2 separate regions of the Homo sapiens genome follow, and region 1 is linked to region 2. A link is a loop called in an ENCODE intact Hi-C map of the cell type or tissue named here. Cell type or tissue: body of pancreas. All regions are shown on one strand. Each heading gives the region's core, and the rest is flanking DNA. Links, peaks and the distances in the headings are about the cores only. Region 1 overlaps VOPP1 (VOPP1 WW domain binding protein). Region 2 overlaps LANCL2 (LanC like glutathione S-transferase 2).

Region 1 (8,058 bases), core at 2,801-5,300, 55 kb before region 2:
TATCTGTGGCATGGGCCCTGGGGGCGTGGGGACTGAGAGGAGGGCCACACAGAGTTTGGCAGTCCAGGGAGAGAGAGGAGCCGAGGAATCCCAATGTCCCATGTGGTCCACAGGGTAAATGTCATGCCTGAGGCTGTCCGGGCAGTGCCAAGGTGTGCAGGCATCTGCACAAAGCAGGGTGGGTGTTAGTGAATTTTCAGCAGAGCCCCATTTTTCCTCTGCTGGTCTGAGAGGGGAAGTGGGTTCAGGCGTGGGATGCCTGTTAATGAAGATGAAAAAGCAGAGGGATTTAGAGGACCCAGACTCACCCACTGGGGCAGGGGGGGCAGTGGCTCATATTCTGGGGTGTAGGGGGGCTCGCATGGCGCTCCTGCTGGGACCAGCATCACTGATGAGCATGGGAAAGCAGAGAATCTGTGCATTGCAAAGAGGCTTCTGGTCGGGGAGGGGAGGAAATTGGCAGCATTGTGGTCCTGGGGGTTGGTGTGGGTTGGGGCAGAACTCTGAACGTGGTGGAAAGGGGCTGGCAAAGTCAGCAGGAGGCTGAGGTTCAGAGGTGGGGCTCCAGGCCAGCCCAGGAACCAGGACCCAAAGGCTGCAGCTGCTGGCCGAAGGGCTCAGGGCCTGGCCGGGTTGTGCAGAGGCTGGAAAGTGGGAGGAGTGTGGAGTAGCTGTGGTTTGAGGAAGAGGCCCTGGTCAGGGAGTTAAGAGGCCTGAGGTCTGTGAGACCCAGGGTAGGCCACGGTCCCTTCTAAACCTCAGCACCTTAACTGCAAAATGAAACGGTGTGCAGAAAAGCACTCCTCATTCTGTGTAATCTATGCATATAGTGTCAGCCAAGATGCAGCAGCAGCAGAAAGAGCTCCCTAAATGCCCAACCCCAAATCCTTCCCCATCAGGATGCTGGCAGGGTCCCACCAATATGTTTTCCTGGGTAGAGAGGAAAAAATTGTCTTCATTCATTTATTCACTCACTCTGAAAACATGAGCTAACTAGCTCCAGCCACTGTGTTCACACAGGTGGAGGGTGTGGGTGAGAATCCTCCCTGCTCTTTAGGAACTGTAGAACGGTGGAGAAAATGTAAAAGCCTAGGCTGAGGCAGCACTGTAGGCCTGGGGGAAGGAAGGGCTGGCTGGCTGGCTGGCAGGAGGTGGCCTCAGCTGAGTGTGGTGCCCCTGTGATTGAATGTGGCAAGGGGGTGGTTAAGGGAGCTCCAAAGAAAACGATGATTGAATTATGGTCCATCTTCTTTGTGGAATATTATGTGGCCATTAAAGTTCATAGTCAAGATCAAGACAATTTGCTGGTACGGCAAGACCATCAAGGTGCAGTTAGGGAAGAGAGCATTGGATAGTGTTTTTTGTGAAATGGTCATGAGGCTAGCCAGGCCCAGTGACATACACCTGTAGTCCCAGCCAGTCAGAATGCTGAAGTGAGAGGATGGTTTGAGGCCAAGAGCTCAAGACTGTAGTGTACTGTGATTAAGCCTGTGAATAGCCACTGTCCTCCAGCCTGGGCAACATAGCTTGACCCTGCCTCTAAAAAATGGTCATGAGTTCAACTATGGAATTCCACAGATACATAGAGAGAGATTGCGGAGGACAGTCAGTGAAATCTGTGGTGTTAATGTGATTCAAGTTTTCTTTAAAAATGATTTCCTTTAATGTGACTGAAGTGGATGGAGTTTTCCCATCGACAGATAGTTTTCTTCCTTTCCAGCAGCCATTTGTGGTGAGTTCATTTATAGGTTTCTGACTGTTCATTCTCATGTCTCAATCCTGTAATAAGTCTGTCAGCCTGCAGTGACTAAATGACACCAACTGCAAGAAAATGGAAATAGTAGGGAGGGTGTTTTGACAGTTTAATTACCCTCAAGTCATAGCCCAAGCACAAACAGGGCTGCTTCGGTTGTGAGGACATCTGGCTTCAGAACTGGTGGAATAAGCGTCATTCTTTTCCAACGTGACGGTGCTTCTGACGTGCGGGGATGGTGATGGGACAGCCTTACAGGCCACCTCTCCCCGGTCTCCAGCCCCTGGGGCTCCAGCATTTCCATTCTGGGTTTTTTCCTGAAGAAACAGCAGGGCAGATGGACCCAGGGTGTGTGGCCTTGGGGGGTTTGTAAGGGTCTGTTGCATTGTGGGGTCTCACACTCATTGCCTGCCCTGTGCTGCCCTGGGCAGCTGCCTTCAGGATAGAGATTTTTGAGTTTATGGTTTTGCTGAAAGAAATTAACTGGAAATACTTTTTTGTTTACAAATCACCAATGCCAATCTATTCATACATTCTCATGGCTACCAGAATATTCCTTACCTGTTCATCCCTGATGGCAGAAGGAAACTGGTTGATCAGGGTCAGGGTGAGGGGGTGTGGGTGTGGGAACTGTCTTACTTGGTGACGCCCAGGAATTGAGATGGCCTCCCAATATGGCGGGCCTCCTCACCAGCAGGAATGTGTTTCCACAAAGTCCTCCAGCTCTGTGCATCTGACATTCTGTCTCTGTCTCCGTTATTCTTACGCGGCACTTCTCTTTCCAGCCCCCGTGCTGCCCCTCCCCTCCCTGTGACCTCTGCCTTGCTATTATGGTTTGCACAGCCCAGTTTGCATAAAGTGGATACATCTAGAATGTTCTGCCATACAAAAGCAGCAGCTGTTTTTTTATCCATGTGAAAGCATTTAATGTCCTTAGCCACTATAAATTATGACAGATAACACACTTTGCACAGACTGTATTTCAAGAAGAATTTTTTACAGCCTGCCCTGTTGGTAGGCAATTCCTGTTGTTACATTACTCACAACAAAGCTTGCACATCTATGATCTTTGATCAGTGGGAACAGAAACTTACAGCAGATTTAAGTCCCTTGCCCACTGTCCTCTGCTTCGCCAGTGATGGGGCTGAGGTGGAGCCGGAGCCTCTGGCCCGTCGTGGTCCACTCATGGGTGCCTGCATCTGGAGGGACACACTGCACGTACCAAGGGTCTCCCTCACATTTGCTCACGCAAGCTCTGGGTCTGACAGGTCCCCCGCCCGCCTCGCTGGCTGCATTCCTCTCCCCGTGGGAAGCAGAGCCTCCTTCAGATCCCTTGTCTCCCGAGTCTACCATTGCACTTTTCTCCCTAAATGTATTAATATTTGAAATGGCTGCGTCCGGCCCTTCCGAGGGGCGGATGAGGGAAAATGTGGGCCAAACAAGACTGGAGGTCCCTTGTTGCAATGAGGTCTGCAGCCCCACGTGAGGTCCCTGTGCCTAACACGTCCAACCTGCCGTCTGTCACTAAGTGCTCTGTGAATGTACTGTGTGCACGTCCCGTGTGCGGGCGCCCTGTGTGGGCCCTGTGTGGCGTCACAGTGCAGCCACAGGACAGCCGGGGTTATGAGGCAGCTGTCCCCGGCCTGCAGCTCTGGGATGAGGACAGGGCGACAGTGACTTCCGACCTCCTCTCATAGAAAAACGTGGGTGCTGCACCACCCAAAGTGAAAGGCTGAATTTGGAAGTCCCTTTTATCATACACATTCAGATTGCCTGTGGAAATTCAGCAAAAATATGACATGCATTTCCATTCTATCTGCCTTTTACCTTCTCAACCTTAAATCGACTTTCAGTTCTGTGTCATGTTTTCTCTTCTTTTTAGAAGACTTCTAATGACTTGGGAAAATACTTTTGAAGGATGTGAAATGGTGTTTTTGTGTCTGCTGTTTGTTGAGTATCAGTATTTTCAGCCTTGGTTCCCTGTGGAGGAGAAGCTGGTGGGTGGGGAGGTGGGCTGGCTGCTTAGGTGAGACCTGCGCACGTGATGATGATTACTGAAAACAAAGCCAGGAGCTTAATTGGGCATGTGGCCATGGGGATTTGTTATTAATTACCTTTGATCTAACTTAGGCAAAAAGGGGAGAAAAAAATTACAGGGTCACAGAATCCCAGGGCTAATCCTAAAAAAACAAACAAAAAGAAGCCCTGCACAGTTTTAAAATGTTTCCAGTAATTATGTTTCTGGGAGCAGTGCTGGTTTTGTTGTGCTGAGACTGTCTTGCATGCTGTGGGCTGACGTGGGCTTGTGCTGTTGACAGCAGGAGAAGGTGCGTACTGGATTCATGTCCCGGGGCTGCCCTCACAAAGTACTACACAGACTGGTGGCTTAAAACAGCAAGAACGTGTCTTCCCCCAGTTCTAGAGGCCAGAAGTCGGTGTGTCAGTAGGGTGGGTTGCTTTGGGAGACTCTGAGGGAGTATGAACGCATACTTGTTCACAGTATTCTAAACGTCTTTTACAGTAACCATTGTCTTTGTAGTTATTTCTCTCTCCATTCTATTTCTGGGATGCCTTTTCTCTCTCTTTTTTGTTAATTAGCTTTGCTACATGTTCATTATATTACTTCAAAGAAAAAATGTCAAAAGAATCTCAAGGCTGGATGGGATTCTCAAGGGCACCCATCCCAAGCTCACCCCGTGCGAATAATCTCCTTACTCCACACCCAGCTGGCTGGCACAGAGACCACTCCACTGAGGACATGGTGCTGTCCTCAGCAGCTCCAGCCTGCACTGCTGCTCACCCCCACCCCCCAGCGACTGTAGGTTGGAGAAGTGCGTGATGAGATCATAAAGGAAAGCACCTGTGCTTCTCTAGGTTCAGTGAAGAAAGACTGGCAAGGGGGTGGAAGGAGGCTCACGAGGATGAATCTCCACAAAGTCAAGTCTGATGTGTTTGACAGTTCCTGGGATGTCTCTACAGTAGCTCCTCTTGAAATCTAAAGCAACATGTCCACATTCTAAACCACTTTCAAAGATAGTAATAAAAGTTAAAAAGTTGGGGGAGGTCAGGGAAACAGACTAGATAAGAAACAGCAAGGAAACAAAAACAAAACATGGCAGAGGAAGATCATCCACAGTCTATATTATGGCAGTGAAGAGGAATGTGTTAACACTCCTCTGTAAGAAGAAAAAGATGGCTGGGTGCGGTGGCTCTCGCCGGTAATCCCAGCACTTTGGGGAGGCTGAGGCAGGTGGATCACCTGAGGTCAGGAGTTTGAGACCAGCCTGACCGATATGATGAAACCCTGTCTCTACTAAAAATACAAAAATTAGCCAGGCATGGTGGCATGTGCCTGTAATCCCAGCTACTCGGGAGGCTGAGACAGGAGAATTGCTTGAACCCAGGAGGCGGAGGTTGCAATGATCTGATCGCACTGTTGCCCTCCAAGGCAACAAGAGCGAAATTCCATCTCAAAAAAAAGAAAAAAGAAAAAAGGACCAACATGTTGTGTTAAAATCAACATCCAAGTATATTCTGCTTTAATGAGAGAGGCTAAAGAGCATGACATGGGAAAGTAACAGAATTCACCAGGAGGGATTAGCAAAGAAGGGGCGGGGTCAAAGGTGACTTGAGAGCCACATAGGAGAGCTTTTGGAGAGAATCATAAACCTAAGCAAAGGAACCCGAGAGAGAGCTGTAAGAGGCACTGCCCTATTTGGCCAGGGTGGGGCATTGGGATGGTGAGGACAGAGCAGGGATGGGGTCCTTCCTGGGCCCAGAGTTCATGGAACTTACTGAAGGGTTGAGTGAAGGGAAGGACCTACCCTTCATGACTCAGATTCCCCCTCTGTAATGAGGGATGATAATCATAACATGTTATCAGGATCCATAGACACTTATCAACTGCCTCGCACCTGCTGGTCAAATTACAGCCTGAAGACATGCATGGTCCCTGGAGCCTGTTAGAAATGCAGGCTCTCCCTCACCCCAGCGCCACCCAGAGCCGCTGAGTCAGGGTCTGTATTTCAGCAAGGTGAATGATGAAATAGGTGATGCAGGATGCCCCCTGCACTGAGAAGCGCTACAGGTTTGATGAAGACACAAGCATTGAAGGATGGGCTGTGCTGGCCACAGTCATACAAGTTCAGCATTAAGAATAGCGTGAGCACCTGTGAACTCTGCAGAGCCGGAGTGAAAGTTAGTGCTCGTCTCTTGGAATAACATGACTGCTTTTACTCTAATTTCTGGCAGATGCTTGAGGATCTGCTCTGTGTAATGCACTGGAATTCTCTTTATTAACACAGTTATTTTTGCTTTTGTTTTTAAAAAATCAGCAGCAGCAAGCAAAACCGTTGTCTTCACTCAGCTTCTGATTTATACAGCTAGGAAAGAAAAAGTGAAAACTTAGTGTGGGGGTTTCATTTTCTACTTAATCTTGCTCACTAAGTTTGTCTGTGCCTTTTCTTGTGGGACATTAGGGCCCCAATGTCTTAAAGCAATGTTCACATGCATCTCAGCTGTGTTTCAAGTGTATGGTCTCTGTAAACCCTAACAGGTCGGCCTGAAGGCTGGGTGCCTAATACCCACATGTTTTTAACTCCCTTCCTCCTCTTGGCCGGACGCGGTGGCTCACGCCTGTAATCCCAGCACTTTGGGAGGCTGAGGCAGGCGGATCATGAGGTCAGGAGATCGAGACCGCCCTACCTCCCTGACTAACACGGTGAATCCCCATCTCTACTAAAAATACAAAAAAAAAAAAAAAAAAAAAATTAGCCAGGTGTGGTGGTGGGTGCCTGTAGTCCCAGCTACTCGGGAGGCAGAGCTTGCAGTGAGCCTAGATAGCGCCACTGCACTCCAGCCTGAGGGAAAGAGTGAGACTCCGTCTCAAAAAAAAAAAAAAAAAATACCTCCCTTCTTCCTCTCTTCCCCAAAAGGCAGTAGCAGGAGGTTCTTTTTTGTAATGGATAATGTATGTACCTCAAGAGGAAATGTACAGCGTTATACAGTGGAAGAAGAAATATACAGTCTGCAGTCCAATTCCCTTCCTCCCGCTTATCAGTTTTTTTTTGCGTGTTCTTTGAGAAATATTCCATAGATTTACTAATATATGCATATGAAAAGGAAGTCCTTTTAATACTGATAAAAATCACCTTTTATAAAAGGTGAAGATACAATAGTCATGTCTTAATTTTCAAAGTATGTAAAACAAAAATGTAAAAATATGACAGAGTGATGGAAACTGTAGGAGTGTCAATGCATTGCTATTAATCTGATCAAAATGTAAAAATAAATGGAACATTTGAAAGAAGCGCTTAGATTTTGTACTACAAAGGTGTCCGAATACGTTTGTAGAAGTAGAAGCTGCATACCTCCGGATACTAGGGGCTTTGTTTCAAACTTCGTGCTTCTGTGGCGATTTTCGGAAAGTTGCTCAGTTCTCTGAGCCTCAAGCCCCTGAAGCTGGGATCCTAAGAGTACTTCCTTCGTGTCCCCTGCTGAGCACAGGGCCGGAGAGTCAGCACTCACTGAGGGGCAGTAGTTACTACTCCCAGTAGGACACCTGCAGTTTGTAGATGTCTGTAAATGAACAAATGCATGCTCTGCACCCACTTGGAAATAAAAGACTAGTCCCATAAATGATGTATTGAGTCAAAAAGGTGGGAGTGGAGGACCCTGCAGTGCTGGTTCTTTCCTCCGCCCTCTTTCCAGGCCCCACCTCTGTTCTTCCAGGGCTCCAGCCAGGAGCCTTGAGGCCAGTTGGCCTTTTCTCTCGACACCACCCTGGCTGCTACCACCCTTTATTCAGACTCTGATGAGAGCCTCCCTGGTGGTTCTCTTGCTGCCTCTTGCTTCCAGCAAGGCAGCCAGAGTCACAGCAGGAGCCAGGGCTTGTGCTCCCAACACTCTCATGGGCCCACTGTGCCACAGAAGCACTTTGAGAGGCCAAGGAGGCCCTCTCTTCTCTCAGCACCCCTCCTGGCTGCCCAGCGGGCTCTGGCCTCTCCTGTGGCCCCTCCTGGCTCACTCCCCTGCTGCCACTCACTGGCCTGTGACTTGTCCTGAGACCCTCCAGACAGCCATTCCTCTGCCTAAAAGTCTCTTTCTCCATGGACACGCCCAGGTACACGGCACGCTCCTCCAGTACCTGCTGCCTGCCCCTTCTGCCCAACAGTTCCATTTCCTTGAGGTCCTTCACCTCCTCATGAGGCCTGCAGACACAAGGAAGAATGGCACTGCCCTTCCCCCTCCCCTGTTGGCTTTTCATTTTTCAATTTTCCTGCTTTATTTTCATCTTTAGCACTTAT
Region 2 (2,682 bases), core at 1-2,500:
TCAGAGCCTGTATATGCTCAAAGTTGCATTTTATATCTTCTTGATATTTGAAGAATGTTATTTTTAACAAACCTCAATTTGGTCAAAATCCCCACCCCAAATCATTGCAGTAATTGAGCAGTGGGTTTTCAACTAGACTCACAGCAGCTTAGGAAGGGTGTGGGGTGGAGAAGGTGCTAGTAGCCCACCAAGGCCTCCAGGTCTCCTGTCCCCACTCAAATCAGAACAATCCTCCCTTACAGGGTTTTTGTTTACAGTTTTTCTTTTGATGTAAAATTCACGTACAATAAAACACATAAATCCAAAATGTACTTCTCTGAGGTTTGTAAAATGCATATACATGTGCAAACAAAACCCGATTAAGACCTGGAATATTTCCATCACCCCAGGAAGTTCCAAGTGCCCCTCTCCAGTCCCTCCCATCCCTGTGGTCCCCCCAGAGGTAACCAGCAGCCTGGTCTTGGTCCACCATGGATTAGTTCTGCCTGCTCTGGCACTCTTATGAGCATGGCCACAGTGTACAGCCCTTGTATCTGGCTCCTTCGTCAGGGTTCCTGCAATTCATTCACGTTCTGTGCCTGTTCATAGTTGGCCCCTTCTTACTGCTGAACAGTACACTGCAGATTGTTTACCCATTTTTCCTACTGACGGTCATCTGGGGTGTTCCCAGCCTTCTCTGTAAGTTTTTGTTTAAAGAAAGGTTCCAGAAACTTGTTTAAAAAATTAGAAAACCACTGACCTAGGAGTGCCCATGAGAAGTAAACAGGGACCCATAACAAGCCTAGGAGGCCCTACAGCAGGCCCTGCGGGGATGAGCCTGGCTTTCCTGCTCAGGTGTGTGGGCAGCGGATCCACTGGGCGGTGCACTCCAGCAGGAGTGAGCTCCTCCAGAAGGGGTGCCAGGTGCCAGTGAGCCCTCCCAGTGGCTCCTCCAGCCGGCCAGTTTGCCACAATGGCCTGCATTGCTAGGCACACGGCTTAATAATCCCTCCGTCCCCTGACGGGAATTTGGTGAGAGTCCCCCACAGTTCTGTCTGCCAGGCACTGGCGAGGCACAGGGGAAGGAGGTGACCTATTAACTTCCCGCCTTTAGGGAGCTGTACATCCAAAGCTTTTGACCCACTGGGGCTCTGAAGGTGCTATTATCAAGTTGATAAACTCCATTTAGAGTTCAGGCATTAACTCTGTTATATCTGATGCAAATGCATTGCATTTTTATGACATAGAGGACTACAACTTTTATTCTAGTAAGTACTTTTTCCTTATGAGTTCTCTGAATATTAAAAAAGATCATCTTCTGCAAAACATGTGACACATGCTCTGTTTTCTGCTCGTATTTCTAAAATATGATTTAAAAATATTACCAGTATGAAAACTAAAACAGGACATACCACTACAGACGATGCAGACAGAGGATGATAAGGAATACCAATAGCTTACATATTTGCATTTCACCACATGTACGTAATTAACCAATTTCCCAAAAATTACAAACTATGACAGCTCACCCAATATGAAATAGATAACTTGAACAGCCCTATAACTATTTTAAAAACGGAATTTATTTTAAAAGTCTAGAAAAATAAATCTCCAGACCTAGAAGTTTGTACTGGAGAATTCTACCAAACATTTAAGTTACACTAATACCAATTCTTCCACCAATTAACACAGTCTGTCCCAGAAAACAGAAGAGAAGAAGATACTTCTCAACATGGTTTATTAGGTCAGTATGACCCTGATACCAAAACCAGAGAAAGACAGCACAAGACAGGAAAACTGTAGGCCAATATCCTTCATGAATAGAGATGCAAAAACCTTTACCAAAATGTTAGCAAACAGAAAGCACGCCCATACCCACATACAAATCTAACGAATATCCGGGCCTGTTTGTGGGGCTTCTGTTTGTGCTCCTGTCTTCCCTTCCCTGCGCCCGTGGTGGACTCTGGAATCCTTGTTGCTTTCACTGCCTGCCTATCAGTGCTCCTCTTTTCAGAACTTTCTTCAATATTCACTCTTGCTATTTTTTCTACTTACTAATATTTCTAATTGCTAATATTAATTATTCATACTTCTTTATATGATATTAAATATATTTAAGTAATTATTCAAGCTTCCCATGAATACACCAATATTAAATATGCAACATTACAGATGAAATGCAGAGGAGTAAACTATTTCTTCCATTGCTAACAGCAAGCCTTCTACGTTCTGTCTGCATAGACACCTCACAAAAAACCTAAGAACACTTGGAAGACATTCACAGGAGCACAAAACAATAGGTAAGGTGAAGAGATTCAACATAATTTTCAGCAATAAGCTACTCTGCTGATTATTTTACAGTTTGGAAGTATTACTTGAGCCAGGTCAAATATGAACAGTGCCAGTCCACAAGGGCAGGAGAACCAATTTCACCCAAACATTTAATCTATAGCATTTTTCTCACTCTTACCTTCAAAGAGCGAATAGGGTCTGTCAGGAATGCGGCACCCGTGTGCTCCGTAATCTAGACACCACTCTGCAAACTGAAAAGAAAGGGATTTCTTTTTAAGACTGGAGTTTCTACCTGGTGAAAAGGCAATAAATGAGAATGCAATGTCTTCACAGGCATCAGGGAAGTGGACCCCCAGCTGTAGGGCATTCAGCGTGGGCTCCATGGGCTACTGCACCCCCTCTTCCAGGGGT

Evidence for each region. A loop is a pair of places that touch in the nucleus more often than their neighbours do. Peaks named below come from ENCODE experiments on the same cell type or tissue, not always from the same donor. Only the 100,000 strongest peaks of a DNase experiment are listed, where the experiment ranks them.
Region 1: it touches region 2 in a loop (3-fold over the local background); 5 of 110 quality-filtered maps call a loop at or near these places.

The regions. Positions count from the first base shown.
Region 1 is chr7:55,480,947-55,489,004 of GRCh38, reverse strand. The region is part of intron 4 of VOPP1 (VOPP1 WW domain binding protein); the gene reads left to right. Among named protein-coding and RNA genes, the nearest start is that of VOPP1, 88 kb to the left of the region's middle. RefSeq lists an enhancer at 156-656. In body of pancreas, for the core only: no CTCF peak of the experiment used is centred there; no DNase peak of the experiment used is centred there.
Region 2 is chr7:55,428,215-55,430,896 of GRCh38, reverse strand. It overlaps LANCL2 (LanC like glutathione S-transferase 2), which reads right to left. Exons shown (of 9, transcript NM_018697.4): 8 at 2,450-2,522. Among named protein-coding and RNA genes, the nearest start is that of LANCL2, 64 kb to the right of the region's middle. RefSeq lists an enhancer at 2,405-2,682. In body of pancreas, for the core only: a CTCF peak has its summit at 968; a DNase peak (open chromatin) is centred at 876; H3K27ac peaks cover 335 bases.